Linked DNA regions of Homo sapiens: all the other regions are linked to region 1. A link is a contact called in ENCODE Hi-C or POLR2A ChIA-PET data. All regions are on one chromosome and are shown on one strand. Each heading gives the region's core, a stretch centred on a gene start or an enhancer-like site at or near the end of the contact. The rest is flanking DNA. Distances are from core to core; before and after follow the strand shown.

Evidence for each region. Hi-C counts contacts between places; a loop is a spot of excess contacts on that map. ChIA-PET counts read pairs that join two places held with the same protein, here RNA polymerase II (POLR2A). Pooled maps may share reads with other maps.
Region 2: a map of heart left ventricle shows a loop between it and region 1 (2.0-fold over the local background). The contact joins two enhancer-like sites. A Hi-C loop is called at or near these places in 2 of 168 maps with a recorded cell type or tissue (heart left ventricle and transverse colon), 2 of 37 single-sample maps with no recorded cell type and 8 of 50 pooled maps. POLR2A ChIA-PET finds 5 or more read pairs at or near these places in 3 of 52 experiments (BJ, OCI-LY7 and T-cell).
Region 3: a loop to region 1 is called in a map of heart left ventricle, with 2.3 times the contacts of the local background. The contact joins two enhancer-like sites. A Hi-C loop is called at or near these places in 7 of 168 maps with a recorded cell type or tissue (Right ventricle myocardium inferior, ascending aorta, gastrocnemius medialis and 2 more) and 6 of 50 pooled maps. POLR2A ChIA-PET finds 5 or more read pairs at or near these places in 6 of 52 experiments (AG04450, BJ, CD4-positive, alpha-beta T cell and 3 more).

Annotation. Positions count from the first base shown.
Region 1 is chr15:99,341,709-99,345,933 of GRCh38, forward strand. All of the region lies in intron 6 of LRRC28 (leucine rich repeat containing 28), which reads left to right. Among named protein-coding and RNA genes, the nearest start is that of LINC02244, 59 kb to the right of the region's middle. Within about 2 kb of position 2,282, at least 4 of the 41 ENCODE cell types and tissues checked have a DNase peak (open chromatin) inside an H3K27ac peak, as active enhancers do; they include heart left ventricle, where a contact is called at or near this core.
Region 2 is chr15:99,384,846-99,389,070 of GRCh38, forward strand. It overlaps LRRC28 (leucine rich repeat containing 28), which reads left to right. Exons shown (of 10, transcript NM_144598.5): 10 at 1,185-4,225. The coding sequence ends at 1,257. Among named protein-coding and RNA genes, the nearest start is that of LINC02244, 15 kb to the right of the region's middle. Within about 2 kb of position 1,251, at least 10 of the 41 ENCODE cell types and tissues checked have a DNase peak (open chromatin) inside an H3K27ac peak, as active enhancers do; they include heart left ventricle, where a contact is called at or near this core.
Region 3 is chr15:99,304,838-99,309,062 of GRCh38, forward strand. The region is part of intron 5 of LRRC28 (leucine rich repeat containing 28); the gene reads left to right. Among named protein-coding and RNA genes, the nearest start is that of LRRC28, 55 kb to the left of the region's middle. Within about 2 kb of position 1,922, at least 10 of the 41 ENCODE cell types and tissues checked have a DNase peak (open chromatin) inside an H3K27ac peak, as active enhancers do; they include heart left ventricle, where a contact is called at or near this core.

The sequences.
Region 1 (4,225 bases), core at 1,032-3,531:
ATGTGAAGTTTAGAAAAATAGCAGTATGAGGGCTAGCACCATGAGCAGAATGTTTACCAGGAGAGTTTTTTGTTGTTCTCGTTCTAGAACTCACAGCTTTTTAAATAGTGACAAAAATGTGCAGTACTAGTGAAGTCTGGAAGATGTTATGAATTGACTTAAAAGCAAGAATCTGGAGTCTCCATCAGTCATAGCTTTCAGTAAAGTTCTTAAGTTCCAAACAAACCAGAAAAACAGGAACATAGTGCAGCTGAGCAAGCAGTTCAAGGCACAATGCAGTGAAGACATTTTGCTCTTCATACAAGCAGCCATGGCAGTGTTGTATTTTCCAAGTCCATACTGGACAGTCAGCCTGTTTCCTTCTCTAGGATCTTCTCTGAAGGAATTCTTGGTATTTCTGCCATAAATCTGTAAATTAGAACTAGCCTACCAGTTTTCTAGACCTTTAAAGCAAGCAAAGAGAAACTTTTTTCCTCACTTATCTCTTTGGCAATGTCTGCTTCAAGACCCCACTCTGATACTACACCTGGATGCCTTGGGCAAGAACCAGCTCTCTCACCCTTAGCCCCCGGGGAATCCTGCTAGGTAGTACCACTCCCTGGCCTGCATGGGAGTGCCCTGCTTGTATCAGAATGATGTGTTGGGGGAGGCTGTCTAACTTCCGTCATGGTGAAACAGGCAGATGCGCCTTTCAATCCCAGCTCTACCACTTGATAGCTGTGGAATCTTGGACTTCGGAAGGTTATTGAAGTCTCAGTAAAAGGGTAATATTAGCACCTACTTCATAGCACGATTGTGAGAATAAGATCCATAAAACACATATCACTTACAAATACCACATAAGTATACAGTCAATATGAACTGTTTTACTCTGTAACTAGACTGTAAGGAAGTGTAGGAACTGTGTGTCTTCATGTTTGGACCCCAAGCATTGAGCACAGTGCCCAGCCCATTCCTTGTGATCTTTTTGTTACCTGAACTGTGCAAGAGAAATAGAGATTCTGCAGCATGAATATTTAAACCCACAGCAAAGGAAGCCTGCAGTCATTCAAATTCATTAAAATCTATTTATTTTAATTTAACAGTTGATGATCTACCATGTGTAAAGTTATCTTATTAAATTATAATTCACTGTGAAGTCTTATTTTGTAAAAGGTGAATAGAAAGACAGTGACTTTGTAAGAGAGTTAATGGAGTCTGTGTGTTTGTGTGTATTTAAAGAAGCTAGCACTTAAAAATTTATTACTCTGAGAAAGTGGTTGAAGGGTTCTCTTTGTAAAAAGCATCATGTAGGTAATTTAAATTCATTTTAAGAATTATTTTGGAATACACTGTAAATTATTCTGAATTTATTACTAAGAAGCCCACATTTTATAGTATTTAAAGCATTGTAATTATGACTAATAATATCTCTGATTTATTGAACTATGATAATTGGTTTAACATTGATAGAGCATTCCAAATAATTTATTTTGATTGATTGCTTTGATGTTGTTGTTTCTTTTGCCCCATCATTTTGTTGATGAGAATATACCATTCACCTTTTGATAAAATAAATGAATTTCATACTGGTCAGCATGAAGTAAACACAGATCCTGTTCTGTCCTCTCCTGTGCTGTCATTCCATGCTTGCTTTTACAGTATGGTTAAAAGGGCAGTAGCCTGAATACACAGGAGCTTTTTGTTCCATTTTCAGCCATGTGGACTGTGTATGCCAGAGCCTTGAGGTTATAAGCAAACAAACAAACAGAATTGGAGCTTGTGCAGGACTCCTAGATTTTGCTAATTTCTAAGTCAGAAACTTTGATCTGTGAGTTTGGAAGAAAAAAAGGAAATATTTTGGACACAATACAGTACTTTAAAAAGCCACATGAAAAAGTTCTTTGTGGCTGTAGCATCTGTACGACGGACAGCTTCCTTGCGTTATAGATTTTACATACTGAGCAATTTTGCACAGGAACTTTAAAAATATTATTGCGTGATGTATCTATTGTAAGGTATCGGTGCATTAATAGTAATTAAAGGAAGAAAACAAACCGCCCCAGTGGTTAGTACACGAGTGATCTCTTCCAAAGTTAATTATTGAGTGAAGGGTTTTTTATCTTAAGAATATAAGAAACATCTCAAAGCCTTTTCATGAAGTACACGTTCGTATTTCAGCCTCATAATGATTACGAATGCCATTCCATTGTGCTTGGGGGTTTTTGCCAGCCGACTGCCTTCTGGCCAGGTTCACGCTCTCAAGAGGCCATCACAGCATCGCCTTTACAGCCTGTGACCTTGCCCGGCGCTGCGGTGTCCTGGCCTCCCCACCAGGCTGTGCTGTGCCAACTAAAACAGCAGAGCTGCCTGGTTCTCTTCATCATCCTGCTGGTTCTCTTCATCATCCCACACTGTTTTGTGATCTCCTCTTTGTATTCAGAAGCAAGAGGTAAAAGACTAAGATGTATCGAGTACCAATTATTTTGCCAGGAATAAAGCTGGGCACTATATACGTTGTTTAATCTTCATAACAGGTCTGTGAGAAAGGTACTCTTATCCCCTTGTTGCACTGGAGGAAGCAGGCTCAGAACATTTCATTTCCCTTCATGTCAGGAAGCAGTTAGTAAGTGAGGAAGCAGGATTCAGACTCAGTTCTGACTCCATCACCCACTGCATTGTCTAATTTCAGTACTGCCACTCCCCACTCTATATCAGATTGTGTATTTGGAAAGTTTAAGTGTCTGTATTACATACTCATGTCCATGAGGCATTATGCTGGCTAATGTATAATACATCTGAACAGAGCAGATACTGATTTTCTTTCAGCTTTAACATAAAATAGTCTATTTCATGGTGGGCATATATAAAAAACTACCTTCCTCAGAATAGCCAGGAGGTGCAAACTGAATTATGTGGAATATTGAAAAGCTAAGACAAGATCTGAACCTAATAGCATTTTTAAATTATCAACTCATTTTTTCCTATAAAATTAACATAGGGAAAGAAGACTAAACTATGTAAGAAGTAGCAAGTGTCAGCTCTTATTTAACTGTATTGTATGATCTTTGCATGTCACCTCATTTAATTTGCATAAGCTCTTTTTGCAGTATAGAGAAAAGAGGTGCTTCCTCTGTCATGTCCCATTTTGTGCCCTTGGTTTGAGGGGATGAATCATTGTCTCTAGAGGCCGCTGCCTCCAACTCTTCTCTGTGCAATTAAAGTATAGAAAAGTGTTACTACCATTTGCTGCATGCCAAAGAGAATTCTCTCTTAACTGGCCTTCTTCTACTGTAGGCCGTACTTCCAAATATGTCACTTACTAATAATGAGAACAGTAACTGCCATATATTGGAGAAGGTTATGTGCCAAGAATGCTATTTGATAATTTGTAAACCTTGTTAGCAATTCTCACTAAACCTGAGGACAGCTTTATTTTCCCCATTATACAGATGAGGAAACTAAGCCGCACATTTAGTAAATAGAACAAGGATTCAAACCCCAGTTGTCGGACTCCAAGACTGTGCTCCTGCTCTCTTAACTAGTATGCCACACCCCTTACCATTGCATATACCCAGGTAAAGAGTATTTTCTGCTTTCTGTGAGCCCCCTAGGGGCTCTGAAAGACAAATCTGAGACCAGAGATCATTTGCATTTTATCAACGCAGTTTTATTTTGAAAAAATATTCCAAAGTGTTCTATGTACCTTTGAAGTCTTCTATTTGTGGCTATAGGACTTGTTGAGCACCTTTTCATCTACCTGTTGGCCTTTCATATATGTTCTTTGGAAAAATGTCTGTTTAGATGCTTTGCCCATATTTCAATCGATTGTTTTTCTTCTATTGAGTTGTAAGAGTTCTTTATGTATACCAGAGAAGTAGTGAAGAAATTTAAAATAGGAAATCTTAGTGCCTTGTTGAGGCCTTTTTTATGCAAGTGGATTCTGGTATTTATAGTTTTCCCATCTATATTTTATAAATGTATTGCCTTTTATACCAATAGATATGTCCATGCATGTTTACTTAAGTTAACAGTATGCAATATTTTGGTAATTCTCTAGGCTGATGCTTAAAAAACATATTGTATGGTGATTTAAATATCACAATTTTTTTAAACATTCAGTGACCTTGCAACCGATAAGATTGAGGGACCAGGTACTGTTACACCATTTAACATATGAGCAAACAGAAGCTCTGCTCACATGCCTTGTAAGTGAATAGTCAGACACATGAGTCCTCTTATCCCC
Region 2 (4,225 bases), core at 1-2,500, 42 kb after region 1:
TTGGGCCACTTCTCATAACACATACTGTATTCATCAGGGCTGGAAAACAAAATGCACATTTGGCTGAGACTTTGAAGAGAAATTAATGAAGAAGGACAATTGGCTGAAGTTTGGGCAGGGTGGAGAGCACCCAGAAGGATACTGAGGCACGCAGGGACTCACAGCAGTAGGAAGCCCTTACCATGCTTAATCCTTGGGCCTGAAGGGCAAAGGGAGCTCTCTCTGGAGCCTGGCGAGAACCAGAGGTAGCAAAGGGGGCCTGCCTGATAGGAGCTCCAGTCCCAGAGGTAGAGAGGGAGTGGGGTGGAAATACTCAACCTTCCTTCTTCCTGCCCTTCAGCCCCCTGCTGGTGCCTCCTGCTGGTGCCTCTCGCTGGCCTAACCAGAAGCTAGAGTTGAGGCAACTTTGCTGGTAAAGTCTACAGAGGTCCCCTTCCTGGGCCACAGGGAAAGGCGGACTGTGTTGGGGGTGAGGAAATAGAAAACAATCAGCACAGGGGGTCTTGTGGAAACAACAAGAGAGTCTTCTCCCTCTACCAGAGGATAGCACTTCTGGCAGGAAAACAAGGCATCTAATAGCTGGAGCTGTCCAGAGTGGGTCAGAGGCCCCCTGGGGCTCATGACTCACGCACAAAGGTGCCCAAACCTCTGATATGTGGGAAGACCTTTGAACTGTATTATTCAGATTCTGAAATGACCTCTACGAGCAACCTATGTGTATGCGTACATTTGTAGGATAAATTCCTTAAAATTATGTTGTTTAAGCTCTGTGGTATATATGTGTTCTGGCTAAATTGGAGACATTTTCTGTTACATGATTTTTATAATGGACTTCAATTCTGTGATTGCGTTGTTGGTTCTAGAAAGCAGAGTTCGAAACGTAATGTGGAAAAGGCATTTGTTTTTTTTTTTTTTCTTAGTTTCTACTTTAGGGATAATATATCTTCTGAACGCTGCTATTAAAATGAACATTCAAAAAATAAATAAATAAAATGAACATTCACATGTACATACTTCACCTGATTCCAGTGCTCAGTTTGAAAAGGAAATTTAAATTTCTATTATGCAGTTTGTTGACCATGGCTAATCCTCCATTTTAACAAAGAAAAAAGTTTCCAGCAGAAAGAATCAGAGACTTTAATCTTGAACTCACAGCGTTCTTCTCTCCCTTTTTCCCCTTCCAGGAAGACAACTGTTAGTTTTGTGGCTTACTGCTGCTCCACCCAGTGTCTGCAGACTTTTGACCTGCTGAGTTGATAAACACTCAAGAACCTCAGGAGCGCTGCCAGCTTGACACTGGGGAATCCAGCCAGTCCAGCACACTCTTCCATCCTGTCCTGTCCAATGCGGGGGCACTGCAGAACTCTCTAGAAATGTCATGATTGAGCTTCAGAGCTAAAATGCCTTCACCCTTCCCCCAAGTTGGAATATATCCTCCCCCAAATTAAGGACCCATTTGTCTTCTGTGTTTTTCCTTTTTATGTGAGTGTGTCTTTTACAGAAACCATTTAGATTGATGGGCCTCCCCAAATCTAATTTAAAGCAAGTTTCCGGTCCTTGGAGAACAGTGACTTGATCATCTAGCCAGATTCCCTTTTGAACACACATACCTTCAGTGATGCTTCCTCTCCTCTCCCCTCCCTTGCTTTCCCCAGAGAGTTATTTCCCTGAGACCATGTTCTCCACAGTGTCTCCAGTGGAAACTTGTCAGTTTTTGAGGAGTTTCAGCAAACCCCGTGGCCTCAATGGTCTTGAGTAGCAGGGTGGGGCGCCTGAGTTGGCAGCAAAGTGAGGCTCCCATGGAGGCTCAGTGAGGGTCCCAGAGCACACACCCTCTGGAAAGTTCCAGCCTTGTTTATACGTTCTACAGTGTAGCAACAGACTTTTGTGAGGGATTTTAAAAACAAAAATGTAGATTGTAATGAAATACACTTCCTGTTTTTTAAAAGTGTTTGCAGAAAAATGATTTTTGAAGTTTTTAAATTTCCTGATAAGATTTTTTTTATATGAGAAGAATTTGAGGAATATTTGAAGCTTTACAAGATCTGATTTTTTTCTTTCTCAATATAAAGTTTCCATACAATGAGAAAGGGGGAGAAAACACACATTGAAATAAGACCTCCGTGTTCTTTTTTGATGGGTTTATGATTCAGTTTATACTGACTTTGAAATATTTTTGTCACATGTGAAAGGCTTCAGCTACTTCCACTACTGGTTTTTTTTTGTTGTTGTTGAGACGGAGTCTCGCTCTGTCGCCCAGGCTGGAGTGCAGTGGCGGGATCTCGGCTCACTGCAAGCTCCGCCTCCCGGGTTCACGCCATTCTCCTGCCTCAGCCTCCCAAGTAGCTGGGACCACAGGCGCCCGCCACCACGCCCGGCTAATTTTTTGTATTTTTAGTAGAGACGGGGTTTCACCGTGTTAGCCGGGATGGTCTCGATCTCCTGACCTCGTGATCCGCACGCCTCGGCCTCCCAAAGTGCTGGGATTACAGGCGTGAGCCACCGCGCCCGGCCCACTACTGGTTTTTAACAGGATGATTCAAAGTACAGCCCGTGCACATTTACTTCGTCACCTGGTGCACCACACTGTCTTCATGTTGGCCCTCGTTTCTTGTATACTTAGCTTACTGCCCAGATGCAACTGAGAAAATACAGGAAAAGCAGGTCCAAATTCAGCCTTCGACTTCTGCAAAAGTCCATAAACAGAAAGTCTGTGAGCCTCCACCCTGCCAGAAAGAACTCTTCATGAAGAAGTCACGTATTTGCTCTTCCTTTCAAAGGATGGCATTTTAATGTTGCTTTGCTGCCAGATGTTCATCTGCTTGCTGTGAAGTGATTCTTTTTTTAAAATGTTTTTTAATGATGTAAGTTTTCTAAAAGGCAGGGCTGAATGGAGAACCAAGAATTTGCTTGGTAGAAAAATTATTTTTTTTTAATTTCAGACTTATCAAAAATTTGGTTGAGGGAATTTTTATTAGCTGCCCTGACTTTATAATGCTACGCTCTTAACAGTGCCAAAAATCCTACATAGTTACTGACAAATGTGTGATCTTTTTACAGTCACAACACCTGCTGCCCGGAAAGCACACCGTCCACGTAGAATGGAGAAGGCAGAAAGTTACCGTGTGTTCCCACTGTATCTGCACTGTTCTTACTTCCTCTTGTCCCTTTTCATATCTTGGTCTATTCAGCCTTAACATTTCAAAGGCTTATAGTAAAATAGGAACTGAAGATCTGTATCAAAATGTAACACTTTCATCCTTTGGAATAATTGAAGTTTAACATAACCTCTACATGTATATAAGTTAGCTGGTGAAAATGTGGCATGAAACTTCACAATTGTGCTTCAGGCCTAAGTGACTGCTACCTATGATTTAAGTGACAGTAAATGTCTTGCTACATTTTTCTATTTCATCCTCTACAATCATATGTCATGGAATGGAGCTATGAAATGTGCTAACTTGGTATTCAGGATTCTCATTGTGATAAGGTGATACATTAGTTTTACCTTGTTTGAAATTTTACAAAAATGCTTACAATCCAGGCATTCTTTCTCTACCTATTATGAACTACGGTGTGTTAAACAACAGCAGTGGGCTGGGCAGACAACCTTTGGGCAGTCTCAACCTTAATCCTTGGGTACAGCACCTGAACTTAATTGATGAGAAGTGGAACTTAAGTGGTTTCCCTGGTGCTGTTCATTATGGAAATTTTATGCTGGATTTATCGATGTCATTCTTAATCTTTTGATACTATAAAGGAGTCTTACCAACTGGAGAAAATTTGCCTACATGCTATATATTTGAATTGTGTCCAAAGCTTTGCAGAAAAGCAAATCTGAAGTTATTATATATGTTGTTTTCTTGAGCAACAGTTACACTAGGTAGAAAAGTATTCACACAATAATAGTAATGCAAAAAAAGTGAGCTACTTGGAAAGTATCATCTCTGTTCAGGTAAGTTTACTTCAGTGAACTCTTGTGTGGTTAGCGATAAGTTTTAAAGTCCAGGATAGCCTCATGAGCATAGGCCTTCCTATGAAGTAGTGCAAAGGGGGCCGATTTTAGTGGATTACCCTATCAGTGTTCTTCAGTATGTCCAATTGTTATCATACCAAAAACCTTAATTACATAACATTGTGTGGATGAAATGCTGCATCTTCAGTTAATACATGTTTTGAGCACATTCTTAAAATACATAATAATTAAATGATCCCTATTCAAAAG
Region 3 (4,225 bases), core at 672-3,171, 37 kb before region 1:
CGACCCTATTCAGTATAATTTTTAATCATTTGATCTATTTCTTGCTTTTATTTTTATTTATGTAAAAATACAGCTTTAGCCTTGCTTCTCTCATTTTGTTGGGCCTCCACAACAATGTGCCTCTTTTCAACAATATAGGGAGATACTTGAGACTGTGTGGCCCACCCCAATCTTGTGGACCTGCTCGCGTGCATCACTGATGGCCAGATCTTAGCGGTAGGAGTTGAGCCAAAGAAGTGAAAGGCTCTGGGTTTTGGCACACGTCAGATCAGCTAGGTGCCTTTTGCTGTGCTCTAGAGATCATATAAATACGTATATATAAAAGGAGACTAGATGAAGGCATGCCAACAGCCAGGATGGTTATTGGAAGAGTTCATCTCTCAGGATTTTTTATAAATGTGAATGAATTTTCTGTCTTGCTAAATGGTAGTAAATATTGTGAACAGCTTTTTAATATAGTCATGGTTGACAAGTCTTTCAGGGCTTTTACAGCGCTGAAACTTGGTTTAATTTTTCTGTAATTTCTAAACTCTGATATTTAAATACATAAATTATCTGTGTAAAGATGTAGATTTTCTAGCACATATTCATTTAATTTTTTATTTTACAGAACTAAAGTAAAATGAATGCTACTTTGAAATTAATTAAGAAAATGTTTATGATGTTTGAATTTAACAAAATGTTTATAAGAAAAAAGTATTTCTGATATCGCTAAAACTAAAATTCTAACACTTTCAGGATTCAAGCTTTAGCTTTCCATAAAATATCAGGGCTTGTTTATTTAAAGAATGTTAATTAATAGCTACTATCTTTTTTTAAAAGCTCTATGATGTGCAAATTTGGGGTCAGTAAAATTTGGAAAGAGGAATATTATGTATTTTTCCTTCTATATTTTTCTATCATTTATAAATTAATTTGAAAATAAAAACAGTGGCTTTGTTTTCTTGAAATCCTTCTTTGTGTTTCTCCACTCAAATCTCCTTGAATGTTCAAACTGAGCTCTACATAAAGTATGTTAGTATATATTTGTAAGAATTGTGATGCATAACTTCGCATTTCTCCTTCATCACTTAGAAAAAGAGGGCAGTATTTTAGTACCAGTCATTGAGAAATTAAGCCTTGAGTGGTAGTAGTTCATTTATTTTTAACAACATGATTAAGGCTATTCAGAAGAATACTTTTGTTAAACATTTGGATTTTTCCCTTTTGTCTTCATTTAATTATTTCTTAGTATTGCACAATATTAGGCTACATTGCCTTGGTATCTCTAATTAAAAATTAAATATCTTATAATGATATAGCTTTTAGGGAGACTTGCAGGCTAATGATGCCGAGGCATTTCTCTTTGCTGTTGTCCCAGACATTGCCCACTCGGTTTCCTAATTTAGTAACAGAAATAAAACTGTGCACGACTGGGCAGGTTTGGTATGCCGGCACCCTGCCAGGAAGCATGGGTTTCTTAAGCAAATGGACCGATGGGGATTTGAGGAAAACACAGATTATGTTACATGAGCTTTGCACTTTGCAAATCCCTAACTATTTAAAGGAACTCGGCTAACCCGCTGATACCTAAATAAAGTCAGTTTTGTTTAAACATACATACACACAAAATGATATATTGTTTCCTTTTCCAAAATTAAAAATTACCCTTCATATTTGTGTTTTTAATTTCACATTTTTTGTCAACGTTTAAAAGCTCTCTCTTGGTTAAGTAATGTATGAAAATTATTGTTAATTTTGTTAAATTCTTTTATGTATTTGTAATACCCTTCCATATAGCATAATAAAAGGAGTTGATAATGTACATATGCATTGTGCTTCTGTGTGAGGAAATGAAAGAAAGTTCTGGCAGGTTTTAAAAGAAGCCTAGTTTTATACCTTGGCTCTGGCACCAGCTTGGCTGAGTGACCTTGGTGCCTATTGTCTGTCCTGCACTGTGAGTGTCATGAGTGTTCTGTGTCACGCTAACACTTCAGGTTGGTCTGCAGCAGTTTCTTTGCTGAGTGTTTGAGCACGGGCTGCTTTCCTATCCACTGACATGTTTCCTTCTTGCTGGTGCGTCTTGTCTGGCACATCTTTGGTCCTTTTCGGGTCCATTGCCTCTGAGTTTGGAGAAGAGCCTTCAGCCCTGAGGATTAGCCTGCTGCTTTTCTCCTTCAAGCCATTACGTGTTTCTTCAGCGTCTGCCATTCATTGTCAGAATGGGGCCAGCTGTTCACTCTGGTGATCTTTGTTTAATTGCCATTAGACTGTATGTAAACACTGGGGGCAGGTAATTCTGAAGCATGTTTTCATTGAGAGAGAGAGTTTATCTCATCTTTTACTAGACTTTTGGCAGATAGAAATGAAGAATTCTAATACTTGGGACACTGTGGGTTGGGTAGGGAGAACGATACAGGGTGCAGGGTCCACATCATGCTTAAGGCAGCACTGGCTACAGTGCAGAACAAAGTGGATTTAATATAAACTGAAGTTGTCAAATCCCACGGACTTGAGGACCAGTAAGATTTCCCATCCCATAAATGCCATCCAAAAGTGTGAAAGAAAGAATACTAAACATCAAAAATTCTTAACTGAAGTGGTCAGAACATTACTAATCTTTGAAAATAGTTTTTAGAAAGATCTATTCCTCTCCTTTTGAATATCTGAATAAGGCAGATAGATGCCCAGTCCTAGCATCAGAGACCAAAGATTCTAATCCCGTTCATTCATTTTTTAAAATGTAAAAGTTGTTACATATAGAAAAGTTCTCAGACCAAAAGTATGTACTCAATAAATTTACCTTCTTCCTCATCTCATTTTTCTGCCTTCCCAGTTTATTTCTATCCTCTTAGAGTCCACACTCCATGAAGACTGGCTCATTGTTCCTCTGCCATTAGCCTTGCCTTTGTTTTCCTGACTTCCAACACTCATCTCAGTTTTAAAGCGAAACTAAAGATCCTGCAATTGAAAATCTTGTTAAGGTGCAATATGTTATACTTGTTAACAGTAAAGACTTAATTTTGTGTGACCTTGGTCACTGTGGATTCCATTCTGGATGTGAGGGGAAGTCACTGGTGGATTTTGAGCAGACGAGTCCTATGATCTCATTTAGGTTTAAAAGAATGACTCAGATAACTGTAAAGAGGGGCCAGTGATGAAAACTTAAACGAGGCGCCGACAACAAAAACTGAGACGAGTTAGGAATCTGCCAAAATAACCCCAGCAAGAAATGATGATGGCTTGCACTAGAGTGTTAGCAGAACTGTTGGTGAGAAGCAGTTGGATTTTAGTTTATTTAGTGCTTTATAATTTTCACAGTGTCTCACTCACTTTCTTTTACCAACAGGGCAGGTTTTATCCCTGGTTATAAATAAGAATTCTCGAGGCTCTGAGAGATTATGAATCTTACACAACGTGACTTAGTAAGGTAGAATCGAGACAATGCTAGGTCTTCTGATTCTCAGTAGTGTTTTTTCCAAGTCGTTAACATAAATACTTAATCTTTAAAAAAAAAGTCTGTTTCAAATATTTTATATGATTGAAGAAAGTAAAATCATGTACTAGTGACAGATCATGGTGGCTCACACCTATAATCCCAGCACTTTGGGAGGCCGAGGTAGGAGGATCGCTTAAGCTAGGAGTTCAAGACCAGTCTGGGCAACATAGTAAGACCTTGTCTCTACAAAAGATAAAAATAAAAAACTTAGTTAGGCGTGGTGGCACGTGCCTGTAGTCCCAACTGCTTCGGAGGCTGAGGTGGGGGGATTGCTTGACTCTAGAATATTTGAGGTTGCAGTGACCTATGAACGCTCCACTGCACTTCAGCCTGGGCAATAGAGTGGGACCCTGTCTCCAAAAAATAAATAAATGAATAAATAATCATGTACTAGCTTATAATACTATATTATTTATCTCTGCATAACAAATTACCACAAAGTTAGTGGCATAAAACAACACACATTTATTATCTCAATTTCTATGGATCAGCAGTCTAAGCACAGCTTAGCTCGATCTGCTTAGGGTCTCAGAAGGCTGCAGTCAAGGTTGGGTTGGCCAGGGCTGCAGTCTCATCTGAGGCTCAACTGCAGACGAATAAAGGAATTCTTGATTGTTTTTGCTATCTAAGAGAAAGAATTAATTCTACTAAGGAATAGTGCCCTTGTCTTTTTTTCTGTATTATCACTCCCTTCTCACCTCAGCTTTAGATATATAAACTTAGCAGTTGGAGTATAAATGCTTGTTT